Regions from separate parts of the Homo sapiens genome. Here regions 2 and 3 are each linked to region 1. The links are chromatin contacts, found by Hi-C or POLR2A ChIA-PET in ENCODE. All regions are on one chromosome and are shown on one strand. The core of a region is the stretch at or near the end of the contact, and the rest is flanking DNA. Distances in the headings are between cores, read along the strand shown. Region 1 has its middle 170 kb from the start of RUNX2-AS1. Region 2 overlaps CLIC5 (chloride intracellular channel 5). Region 3 has its middle 9.4 kb from the start of RUNX2-AS1.

The links. Hi-C counts contacts between places; a loop is a spot of excess contacts on that map. ChIA-PET counts read pairs that join two places held with the same protein, here RNA polymerase II (POLR2A). Pooled maps may share reads with other maps.
Region 2: a map of ovary shows a loop between it and region 1 (3-fold over the local background). The contact joins two enhancer-like sites. A Hi-C loop is called at or near these places in 2 of 168 maps with a recorded cell type or tissue (GM12878 and ovary), 30 of 37 single-sample maps with no recorded cell type and 17 of 50 pooled maps. POLR2A ChIA-PET finds 5 or more read pairs at or near these places in 3 of 52 experiments (activated CD4-positive, alpha-beta memory T cell, activated CD8-positive, alpha-beta memory T cell and activated naive CD4-positive, alpha-beta T cell).
Region 3: POLR2A ChIA-PET joins it to region 1 with 10 read pairs in activated CD8-positive, alpha-beta memory T cell. The contact joins two enhancer-like sites. A Hi-C loop is called at or near these places in 6 of 50 pooled maps. POLR2A ChIA-PET finds 5 or more read pairs at or near these places in 3 of 52 experiments (HEK293, activated CD4-positive, alpha-beta T cell and activated CD8-positive, alpha-beta memory T cell).

The regions. Positions count from the first base shown.
Region 1 is chr6:45,739,946-45,743,845 of GRCh38, forward strand. No RefSeq gene overlaps it. Among named protein-coding and RNA genes, the nearest start is that of RUNX2-AS1, 170 kb to the left of the region's middle. Within about 2 kb of position 1,831, at least 7 of the 41 ENCODE cell types and tissues checked have a DNase peak (open chromatin) inside an H3K27ac peak, as active enhancers do.
Region 2 is chr6:45,920,708-45,924,607 of GRCh38, forward strand. The region is part of intron 4 of CLIC5 (chloride intracellular channel 5); the gene reads right to left. Among named protein-coding and RNA genes, the nearest start is that of CLIC5, 93 kb to the right of the region's middle. RefSeq lists an enhancer at 3,599-3,748. Within about 2 kb of position 2,229, at least 2 of the 41 ENCODE cell types and tissues checked have a DNase peak (open chromatin) inside an H3K27ac peak, as active enhancers do.
Region 3 is chr6:45,584,204-45,588,103 of GRCh38, forward strand. No RefSeq gene overlaps it. Among named protein-coding and RNA genes, the nearest start is that of RUNX2-AS1, 9.4 kb to the left of the region's middle. Within about 2 kb of position 2,073, at least 4 of the 41 ENCODE cell types and tissues checked have a DNase peak (open chromatin) inside an H3K27ac peak, as active enhancers do.

The DNA.
Region 1 (3,900 bases), core at 581-3,080:
CTTTTATTAACTTCTTTGCCTTTAAACTCACCTTAAACTAAATGAAAGTATTTGAAATTAATTTAATTGTCATAATACAGGCTGTGAATTAAAATCCTGGCTTTGTCAGGTGCCATCTGCAGACTTTCAGTAGACTGGCTGGACTGCAGCTGGGTAGATATTTCTCCTTGGCTGTAACCCATGTTACACTTAATGCAGGCATAATTCACAGTGCATTATAGTAAGAGAGGAAATTCTACTATAAGCACCCTTCTGACCCTGAGATTATATGATTTAACATGTGTATATGTGCATTGTATCACATACCCAGATGTATTTAAACATAAAATATAGATACCTGCATACAACTTAACTGAAATGATTACAGGTTTTTTCTTTATTTCTTTTGCAGAGTCAATGATTTCCAAGAAATGTGGCATTATTTCTGGGGGAGATTTCTTGCCTCTTCCTCAGCCCTGGTGAAGATCTTGCTAGAAACAATACATCTTCTATGAAACACTCTCCACAGAACGTTTTGGAAATAAATCTTCCCTTTCACCACTGGAGCTGAAGTCAAACCGAGCAGTGCACAGAGGATTTGGAAGGATTGACACTCGAAGGAAGAAGGAAAAGTGTCCTGAAAGTAGAGTGTGTCGTGGAAGGGCCCGGGATAGAATTCTCTTCCGGTGTCCGTTCTGTGGCACTGCAAGGATGGGAGTTAAGGCGAAGAAGAATACAAGGCTTCCCCTTAATACATTGTTGGCTCACACCTTTCGTGCCCCTTTAGAGGAGAATCAGAATAGCATGAAAGGGGACATGGAGCTCTCCTTGCCTTACCCTCTCTGCTTTAAGGGTGAGCCGGCCAGAGCCAGTTGCACAATGTGTGTTCAAGAGAGACCACTTATTCCAACTCGTGACCAGTCAGAGGTGCAGTTCTAGGCCTGGTGAGCCTCCGAGGTGGGCTGGGCAGAAAGGGGAGCAGGATCTTCAATGGGGGAGGCCTCTGAGGCTCCCCAGCACTATCCGGCTGTGCACATCTGTTCTAATGAAGCCACTTGTTAGGGCTAGACATAGGGTGAAAGAGCCCCCTGGGGTGAAAGACGTCCTTTGTGAATTAAGACAAGATTATTATAAATGACGTTTGCTTTGTTTAATTAATTCAAAAGCCACCTTCCTTATCACTTTATTACATGGCGCCTGCTCTCCGGATGCCGCGGTCTCCAGAGCAGGCTTTTTCTCCCCTTTTTGCCTTGGCTCATGTTGCCTTTGTAGGTATGAATTTGTTTTCTTGTTTATTATATTGTTTTTCCCCCTGTTCTTATGTAAGTAAGATCCTTGTGGTCAGGATCTTTGTCTGTTTTGTTCAGAGAGGTAGCCCAGGCCTCTAGAACAGGGGTGCATAGTAGGTGCTCTGTCAATATTTGTGGATTCAAGAATGAATGAAAGCACTCACTGAGGCAGGGAAGATGCTAAGTGCTTTCCTCTACTCCTAAAAACATCCCCTCCAGGCAGGTTCTATTACTGTCCCCACTTTATACACAAAGAAACCTCGTGACGAATGTGATTGATTGACAGAAGCCATCTGAGCAGCTTTATGAGCTGGTCCCTCAGAGGTCATTGGCAAAGGTGCAAAGTCAGGCAGGCAGGCGGTTGCCCTCTCCCTCCTGTTTCTGCCCACTCTGTGGTGAAGGCCTGGGCTTCCAGAAATTTCTTTGAAGGAGAAGCTCTACACTCTGTGGTTCTTGAGGCACTTTCTGGCCTTGCTGTGGGTTCCTGAAACCTGACGTTCCAAACAGAGGCATTTGCTAATTTCCTGAAGAAAGCTCCAGGAAGTCTTGTCCTTGGGTAAAAGCTGTTCACAGTAGGTGAGAAAAAGGGAAGTTTTCAGACCACCACACACTTGGAGGTTTCATTTTCAGTGTTGTGTGGAGCTGACAAATAAACCTATCTGACTTGGCTCTCCTTCCTTCTCCACCCCAGCCCCGCCCCGCGCCTCTCCTCTTTTCCAGATTCATGTGAATGTTTTGGTTAACTTTATCCCCTCCTGTGTTATTGTTGTTGTACCACATATTAATGTGGGGCTTCTGTAGCTGAGAGGAGTACGGTTGAGTTACAGTAACAAGCTACAAGCTGAAGGAAAGTGCTGCGGTTTTTGGCTGGTCCAGTCCCAGATATACACCCTCACATCTGGACAAGAGATCATGTGACAGCTTGAAAAGCCAGAAACATATCCTGGATACCATAAAAAATGGGTTCTGTTAAATTAAAAAGGCTTTAAATACTGGCTCAGCTGGTTTGAGGTCTCATTCTCTCTCACACACTCGATTGTTCTGGAATGTGTTATAAGATTTGTGATTGCTGAATACTTAATTTAATATCGTGAACCCACTGTATGGTAAATTTGTTTGCATGTCTTTCTGAAGTCCAGCCAGCCCTTCTCCGTTTTCCTAACTTGGGGCATGGCTTGTTGATTTGGGGATCAGAACTTGGTGTCCTGGTGATAAACACTCTTCCTCTATTCCACCCCCACCCACTTGCCAACCTTCAGGTACCCCCCCAGAGAAAACCTCCAAAACTTCTGGCCAAAGCAGCTTCCTTTCCTAACCTTTAAGAAAGAGCCTATAGGATAATAAGCTTTAAAATATTATTAATGGAGAGAGATGTCATAGTTCTCTTTGAATAGAATCAAGAACAGATTGGAAATAAAAAAGTTTTTTGAGATGAACGGATGTTAAACACCAAAATATGGTCAAAACTCTATTCCTGCAACTCAGAAAAAAAAATCTATTTTCTTTTTCTTACGCAAATAAAACATTCTTGTGTTGCCCACTGGACATATCTTTCTCCCTGATTTACCAAGATTGCAGAAACCAGGATTAAACAAGGCGCCCGTTCCAAAACCAAAAATTTGTTTTCTCAAACTATCAAAGAGAGAATGACTTTGGAAGCAAGCATGTGATCAAAAGACAAGATAGGAAAATAGTGCCTGGTTTCCTTTTTAAGAATAAACAGTCAGTTAGGCCAAGTGCTGTCTCCTGGCATCTGCATTATCTGTTGGTGATGGTTAATTTTTTAATTTAGGAAAATGTAATAGAAATAATATTGTTATGTACCACTAGCTTTGTGTTTTCTAAAATATCTTGAAATCATCTTATTTTAACATATTAATTAGTTCAACATTTCTCCTCCCCCATTAGACTCTAAGCTTCCTATGAATAAGGACCTTGTTTGTTTTGTTCACTGTTGAGCCCTCACTGTCTAGGACAAGGTATTGCTCAATGCTACTGCCCAGCTTTGTGTTGATCTACTTTGTCCTTCCAGGTCCACTCGCTACACTTCCTCCCTGCGTTGGGCCAGGAAGCTGACTTTTATGAACTATATCAGTGGGCTCCCTCGCCCCCGGCTTCCCTTTCGTGCAGCCCATGGAGGAACCAGGAGTAAACCTGCATACAGGTTGGTTGAGTCCCTCTACTGAAACAGCAGCTCCTCTTGGGCTCAGGGAGGGTGATGGCTCCCTCCGTTTCTAGCCTCAGGGTACTGTGCTATCCTTGGTAGTAGTCTCTTCATTAAACTCATAAAATGACTCCATCTGAGGTTATCTGTTTCCTCCATTATCCACATCCTGCTGGGAGCCTGACTGATGAAATGAAGATTTATCGAATAAACAAATGAATGAGGCTCCACTGTAGTAACTCTTGTTTCTGGACAATCGCAGCAAGTGGGTTCCAGAGCCATTTTCTCCTGTATTCGGGTGTTTAGAGATGTAGTTGTCACCATGACTTCGAGGCTTCAAGCATGAGCTGGAATTGTTCGTCTCCAGTAAATACCCAACCCTGCTCCAACTCCACCTTACTTGGTTTCTCTTGTGATCGATGGTATGAACAAACAAAACAGTTTGCTGCATTTAGAGAGGTCTACAGT
Region 2 (3,900 bases), core at 979-3,478, 180 kb after region 1:
ACACTGAGAGAGATCAGATGGACTAGGCCAAAGATCCAGGAGCAAGCGGGATGTAGGAGCCCCAGCAGGGCCCAGGAGGATTGGGAGGGTGAGGAAAAGGGCAGGTGCAGGCCAAGCAGGCAGAAATGTAGATGCTGCTATAACGAGCTCAATTTTGAGGAGAGGCAAAGATATTCTAAGGGGATTTTGAGGATGTTCAGCTCTGTGATGGGCAGTGTAACCAATCCCCTCCCCCACCAGAAAACTTTACATAAAGATCTGCATTCATCTTTCAGGTTTTAGAAATGAGTCATGTAGCTTTTTTCTCAGTTGCCAAAGTCCTTAAAGAAAGAGAACAGTAGCCCAGTTACAGTTAGGTTATATGAGTATGAATGACCACACAAAGGCAAAATTATAAAGCAGGTGGAAACTGGGGTTTTCTCATCCGCAGTGACCTTTCTAGGACTCATGGCAGGTAAGGGGGGGCTGATTTTCAGGTCCCTTTGTCTTTTAAATAATGTCTACACCAGATTCTTAGACCACATGAAGTCAGAAATGGCAGCAAGGTTTTAGAAGATGGGAAGGGGACTTTCTATCAGGTCTGATGGGACGCTCTCTGCTGTGCCTGGGCCCTCTGGCTATGTTTGCATGTCACTGGTTTCATCAAGGAAGAAACAGAGAATCTGGGTCGAGTATGTCGGGGAGCCATGGCTTCTGATAACAAACACAGTAGCAGAGCAGCACATTCACTCTGCCATAAGAGATTTGGGTTTGAATCCTCAGTTATGCTTGTTCACAGGTTCACATCATCTAGTGTCTGGTGCAGAGTGAGACTTGATTAAAGTTAACTGCTATTATTATTATTACAGCTATAGAACTTGGGTTTATGAGAGGATGAAGGGGAAGAAGACACCGAGAGAAAGATGAGAGAAGAGATAGCTCAAGGCAGAAATTCAGTGTCTGAAGTGAAGTTTATCTGAACATCCTAGCATGTTCCAGGTCCAAGGAGAATCCTGGAGAGCTTGCAGGATGAAGCTTGCTCTTGACTTTCCTAACATGTTAGGGATCTAAAGTTGCCTGGAAGCATCTCTTTGGGTTTGGCTTTGCTCTCTCCAGGCCACATGGGTGTGTCACATTTTCTTAGTTTGACAGTTTAGAGAGTTCATGTCCACCTTTGGCACTGAACCAAGAACACTGGACTTGGCCTCATAGCCAGAGAGGAGGATGTTGTCAAATTGGCCCTGGGTGTGAACAACCCAGGGGCTCACATGGGGGAGGCAATTCCCAGGCCTCCGTTTCTAGGCACTGCTAAAAACAGGAAAGGCAGAAAGACAAACAGCGGTTTATGAGAAAGCAAAATGCAATGGCAACTTCAACAGATTCCCCACTGTTCCCTCGTGTGGCGTCAGCTGGGCTACAGAGAGTGTGCAGCACGTGGTGCCATGGGTATTATTTGTTTGTTCTAGAAAGAATTTCAGCCTCAGAGGGGAGGATGAATTAAATGACAAGCTCCTATAGTTCTTTCCAGTAAGAAGCCAGTAAATGATTCTTTATTTGAAAGATAGCGTTTAAGTCTTACAATTATGGTGGGTTGGGATATAGGACACTGTTGGTTGCCCACCCTCCTCTGTGGTGGGGAGAATGGGGTGTTTTCTGATGTATTTCCAAGGAATTCAGAAACTTTCTTAAGGAAGACACAGATTCTCCACATAGCTGCTTCCCCAAGCTCTATAGGGGATTCTTATAAAGAAGCATCTTTTTATTTAATACAGCTCCACAAATCACCCTTATATTTGGCGTATGTTCAGAAGTATTAGTACAACAACAAAATGCATATTTTTTTTAAAGGCAAGAGACTTTGGCCAGTATTTGGCTATGTTTAAAACACCAGCATGGTAAACATTTAGGACAACTTTAGCATGCCTTTAGTATAATATTTTCTTAAAGTATGAAGGGAGGTAGGGACTCCAGATCCAAATAATTTTCTAAACCTCTTAAAAGCCACAGTAGATTTGAAGAGAAAGATTATCACTTAGGTCTTCGAATTAAGTTTCCTTTTGTGTACTCATCTGTAGCATGTAAGCTGCCTGAATGTTTATTTATCAACAGGAGAAGGGAGGAAGAGAGAGAGAGAGAAAGAGAGAGAGATAGAGAGAGAGAGAGAGAGAGAGACTGACTGAATGTGGGAGGAAGCTGCAGAGCTAGCGAGCTCAGGAGTGATCAGGGGAGAAGTTCTGGTTAGGGAACCCGGCCCAGACTTTAGCCATGGGGCAGTGGCGACACCTTCTGGCTTATCCCTGAGCAAACAAACAAACAAACAAAAAACTCCCCAAAAACCTATTGTGTATTTTCCACAGAGAACATGTACGTGTGTTTTCTATTAGACTTTCCAGAAACTCATAAATGATTGTAGAACCCATCGTGCTAATAGAAAGTACGGCATAAATGCTGACGGAAGCTATTAATGCTGATTGTAGTTTATGTGGCCAAATGAATCAGGCTGAAATCTGTGAGTTTTTTTATGGTTACTTTATAACAGGTTATTTTTAAGTATCAGGCCATAGATTAGGTTTAATGCGGATGCTCACACACTTAGAATGAGCTGGTTAAGAGAGATTCTAACTTTATCAGTCATCCGTTCCAGCGTTTAGACCTAGAGATTTTTCTCAATTCTCCCTCCCCCAAAACACTTAGGCTGAAGTACATTCACCACATTTTGTCTTGTTTCATCCTCAAATAGCCACATCTTTTACATAAGAGCCATTCACAAACTTAAAAACTGCCTCTGTGCCACTGCAATGCTAGACTGAAATAATTACTGGATTTGGTGATTCTGTGAATATCCTACAAATTCTCTTCCAGTTGCCCATTCTTTTATTTGTTAAACAGGCATCTATTCGGTGCCCACTGTGGGCCAACTTTGTGCCCCTTTCCCCACATGGATTGCTGGGTGAGGACCCTGATGGGGAAGGTGGGAAGTGTTGAGTATATTTAAGGAAATACACATGGTAGTCATTCATTGAGTATTCATCGGATCGTGAACTGATTTGATCACCATTTCCTAAATGACACACTCTTGTTTAATTCAGCACTACATACATATTAAATAGTGGATTATATTAAATGTTAATATACGCAAGTCAAGAGCACAGATCATGGGACCAGCTGCCTGGGCTGGGGTCCTGACCCTGACACATACTAGCTTGGGCAGGTTGCTTAACCGGTGCTTGTTTCCTTCTCTGCAAAGTGGAGATCATAACATGGCATACCTTAGAGGGTTGCTGGGAGCAATAATTGAGTCATCACCTGCAGAGGGCTTAGTACAGTGCCCGGCATGCTGTAAGCAGTTGTTATGTACAATGTGTATGTGCAACGCATGATGATGCTGATGTATGAGAAACAAAGCATACAAAAAAAGCAACAAAAAATTCTTAGAGCTGCAAGAAAAAAGTGGCTCTTGCCTCTGGCTCTGCTCAGTAAACATCGTGCTTGACTCATCCTCTGCCCTGAAATGCTGACATGAACAGGGATATTCAGCTGTTCCTTTCATTCTGACTCTACAGCCAGAACCACAGTCCCCCAGCCGAAAGCCTTCATCATAACAGATGTGAAATGGGGCAACCTTAAAGGTTGGGGGTGACTGATACTTACACAGAATTCCCCAGATATGCTACAAGTACACCTGGACCTCCCTCCCCCTTGCTCAGAGCAGTTCCCTGGATACCCTAATGTGCCCCAGCAAAAATTACAGTTTGTGGGGAGAAGCTACCCATTGGATGTTTGAGTTGCACAGCTTTTACTACATGAGTCTTGCATCTCCTAAAGTTTGAAGTGTGTAGCAAATTAAATGTGCAATTTTATACTTCTGTTTCCTGAAATCTAGTAGGGGGTAAATGACTCAGATTTTTCCAGCACCAAAGG
Region 3 (3,900 bases), core at 823-3,322, 160 kb before region 1:
CCTCCCCAACTTGATGAGATGCTCATTCATCTCGGGTGTGTGGTTGGAACATGAGTGGGTACAAAAAAGGTGCCAAAATTGCTGCCTGAGGAAGGAAGTAGTTGGAATTGATACCCTGTGAGTGGGGTTAGCTATGTGCAAAAGTAGACCACACCTAGAAACAGGGTATAGTTGTGTTTCTAAGAAGACTCAAGAAGCAACTTGATCCTGTCAGGGGACTGGGCCATATCCCTCAGCCTGGAGTGCAGGGGGTGAAATGTACAGCACTGGTACACGAAGGAGGAAATGGCTGAAGTGCAGTGGTCTCTTTGGAGTGGCTTGGAAGCAAAGGCATATTTCTGTTGATGGGACATATTAGGAAAGGACAGTGATGTTAGAGATAGTTAGAATGAGGCTCAAAGCATGGCTTTTGGAGCCTCTCATCTCTAACTGGAGGCCAAAAGCAGTGGCATGGGGGCTGTTCTGTCATTGTTTCCCAAACTTCAGTCATTTGGATGCCACAGTTAAGATGTTTGCTGTATCCACCTGCTCTATTATTTCTTTAACATTTGTATTGAAGTTGATTTGTTTTTATTGAAATGTTTATTTTAAAAGGAAGCTTTCTATCATTATCAGAAAAAAACCAGTATCACTTGCCATAATTAGAAGACAATCATCCTGTCTCCCCCCCGCACACCATGAAAATAAAGCAATGTCATGAAGTCCTAACGAGGTTATCTTACCTGTAGAAGGCTGTGGGCCTGAGGATTGCTCCTTTCCTGTTAAAGGGAAGATTAGAAAGTGTTGGACTCACCAGCACACCCAGACTTTCTTCTTGGAGTAGTAAGAAAGACTGACAGATCATAGTAATGGGTAAAATTTGTTGAGTCTCTTTTTACATATCCTCCCATTGACACCTCCAGATTTTATGAGACCAGTGATTCTATCATTTCCATTTGTTTTCTAGCTGAGGACATCAAGTCTGAGAGAATAAACCACTTGCTCAGAGCACCCAAGCTAGCTAGGGGTGTAGACAATGGGAAGCGAAGAAATTTGACTCCAGACCTGGAGTTCTTCAGCACAGGACTATATCTTCTCTTACGTGTCAGTCTGTGCTATTGAATGCTTTGACTTCATGGCCTCTGAGAGCATCTCAAGTGCCTCCTACAAGCATTTGCTGTATCAGGAGTTTCAGGAATCTTACCTGAAGGTGCTTAATAAGGATTGGTCTCTTCTCCTCCCCACAACCCTCCTGTTCATGGGACAGACCATCCTGAGCCTTGGTTCCAGTATTCAAGGATGCTGGAAGAGAGGTGGCCACTTCATCTCAAAACACTCGTCCTTGTCCTCTGACAATCCCAGAATTTCCAGGCAACCTTCCAATGGTGACCTGCTTTCCACAGTGGGCTTTCCAACTGGGGTGAGAATGAACCCATCAACTGATAGTAACGCTTGATTTTTGGTTCACAGATGTACCTTAGTGATGGGTACAGGGCCCTCTATCAATATTTACTGAATGAGTGAGTAAATGTTTGGCAGTTATATTTCTAAAACTAACAATGAGATTAATAATAAAATGGCTACTTTATGAAGCTCCCATGCTACACCTGACTTGGTCTTAAATGTCCCTCCTGTGTTATTTCCTCAAACAACCCTATGAAGTAGGTGCTGTTGTCCTCTTTTACAGATGAGGTTGGAAACTGAAGAGCTAAGTAACTGTTTGATCCAAAGCCTGTGGGTGCTCCCAACTCTTGCTTATGCTGCTCCCATCAGAATTGCCCACATGGCTCTGAGTTCTGATGGATTTGGTTAATGATGGTCAGGCCCTTTGAGCACCACCTCTGACTTTACTAACAAGCTGAGTCTCGTTTCCGTCGGCCCCAGTTTCTTCATCTACAAACAGAATATTACTGAAGAGAGCACATGAATGCACTTGGTACATGGCCAGCATTCAATAAAAGGCATTTCTTATTATGGGGAGGAAGCAAAGAGGAACCGCATGGGGAAAGAGAAGCCACTTCAGGAGGATAATGGAGATGGCAGCAACGTTCTTTCTGTTTTTTGGTAACTATGGTGAAGGTGTCAGACAAGGCCTCCAAATGCCAATTTCCCCCTTTCTCAGAAATGCCCCAGAGAGCAAACTCTCCCACCCCAAGTTCCCCCAGAATGAGTATTCAGCACCCTTAGTTGTTGGATACACATCCTCCTGGGCCATGTGGCCCCCCTGCTGCCCGTTGCAGAAACAGCCTGCTGCAGCTGTGGCATTGCAGGAAGTTAATCCCCTCACTCAGGGCGGAGACCAGAGATGGGTGGAACACCCGAGAAGCACAGGCAACGGTGGTGATAATGAAGAGCGTGTGCGAGGCTGGGGGGGCCACCAGGGAGGGGCGGGAGGGCCCCCTGGAGGGTGCAGGGAGGAAAGGGTGCTGAAGCCTCTAGTTAGCTGAGCTCAGCCCCTCCAGCCTGGACACTGGCAGGGTACAGTCCTTCCCAGGGCAGTGTCAGCAACTTGACCCTGGCACCCGAAGATCCCTTCCACCATGGAGTGTGAGGTCTGAATTTGAGAAAGACTCTGTTAATGTGATGTGGTCTCTTGTCTTTATCCATCCTCATTACCCCACACCCCCGCCCCTTTTCAATCACTGTATCAACCCTCAGTTGCCTGTTTACTTGGTTTTGTGGTTTTTCACTTAGATGTGGTTAGAGAAAGGTGGGGTCAGAGGACAGGTTCTCCACCCCGCTCCTTCACCCCCACCCAAGTGTTCTACTTGGTCTCAGAGAGCAGAACATGACACTCTTGGCACAGCAGATAGATAGGGAAATTCTGATTCAGTTTCTCTGGGGTGGGGTCCACGTGTAGGTATGTGCTCTAAGCTCCCAGGTGATCGAGAGCCACTGCTGTAGTTATTGAAGGTATTGGATGACTCACTGCATTTAGAAGGCAAGTCAGTGGGGAAAAAGTTGAACCCAGCTAGTAAGAGTTAGCATTTCTTATTCCTGCACAAACATTAGCTAAGGAGGATTTGACTACCTAGAGTCTTTTGACAAGGCTCTCAAAAACTTATTCCCAGCACTCCATGGATGTGGACAAAGAGTATATATTGTCCAGCTCATTTTATACCTGCAAAATGGCATAGTTAGTAAATCACTGGGGAGCTAAGAAGTTATGATAACAATGGAATGACTTAGCAGAGATGATGGTGGTGGTGATAAGAGGGACAAGCCAAGACCCGAAACCTTTGATGCTCAGATCATTCCACAGTTCTTCAGATGTTATTGAACCAATAGGTGTGCCCTAGAATAATGAATTCCATCCAATACCATCTGCCAGATCCTGGAGGCCATCTTAAACCTACCAGGATAGCTTGGAGGGCACAAATGCCACTTAAGGAGAGAGAGGACAGAGCCAGGGCTGCTTCCTGCCAATATATTTACAGGAGAGATTATGGGCTTAGAGCCTCAGTGAGACTCTGTAGAAAGATATGAGGAAGTTTAGGGATTTTTAAGGAAATGATAGCTTACTTCGTGGGCAGTGCCTGTGTGCTGGATAGTCAGTGGGGCAGTGGTGTGGTGTCAGGACATGCCAGGTGCACACGTAGCAGGCCTGCAGAAGTCTCAGTTATGAAAAGCGTGGAACACACCATCAGTGACAGATGGAGAGGCCCCCCACCCCCACTCTCACCCTGCCACACCCTACCCCAGCCTCTTAGACCACAGGTGCAGACCCAACTCCAGAGTTTGCAACACAGATCAGTAAGAGTCTCCTTCATTGTGTTATTTATATTTTCCCTTCCCCAGCAAGATTGCCTGGTTCAAGATTCGTTATCCACCAGCAGTTACCATTGAGAAATGATGATAGAACATGAAATACCACTCACAATGACAGCTAAACCCACAACATACCTGGGAATTGACCTCACA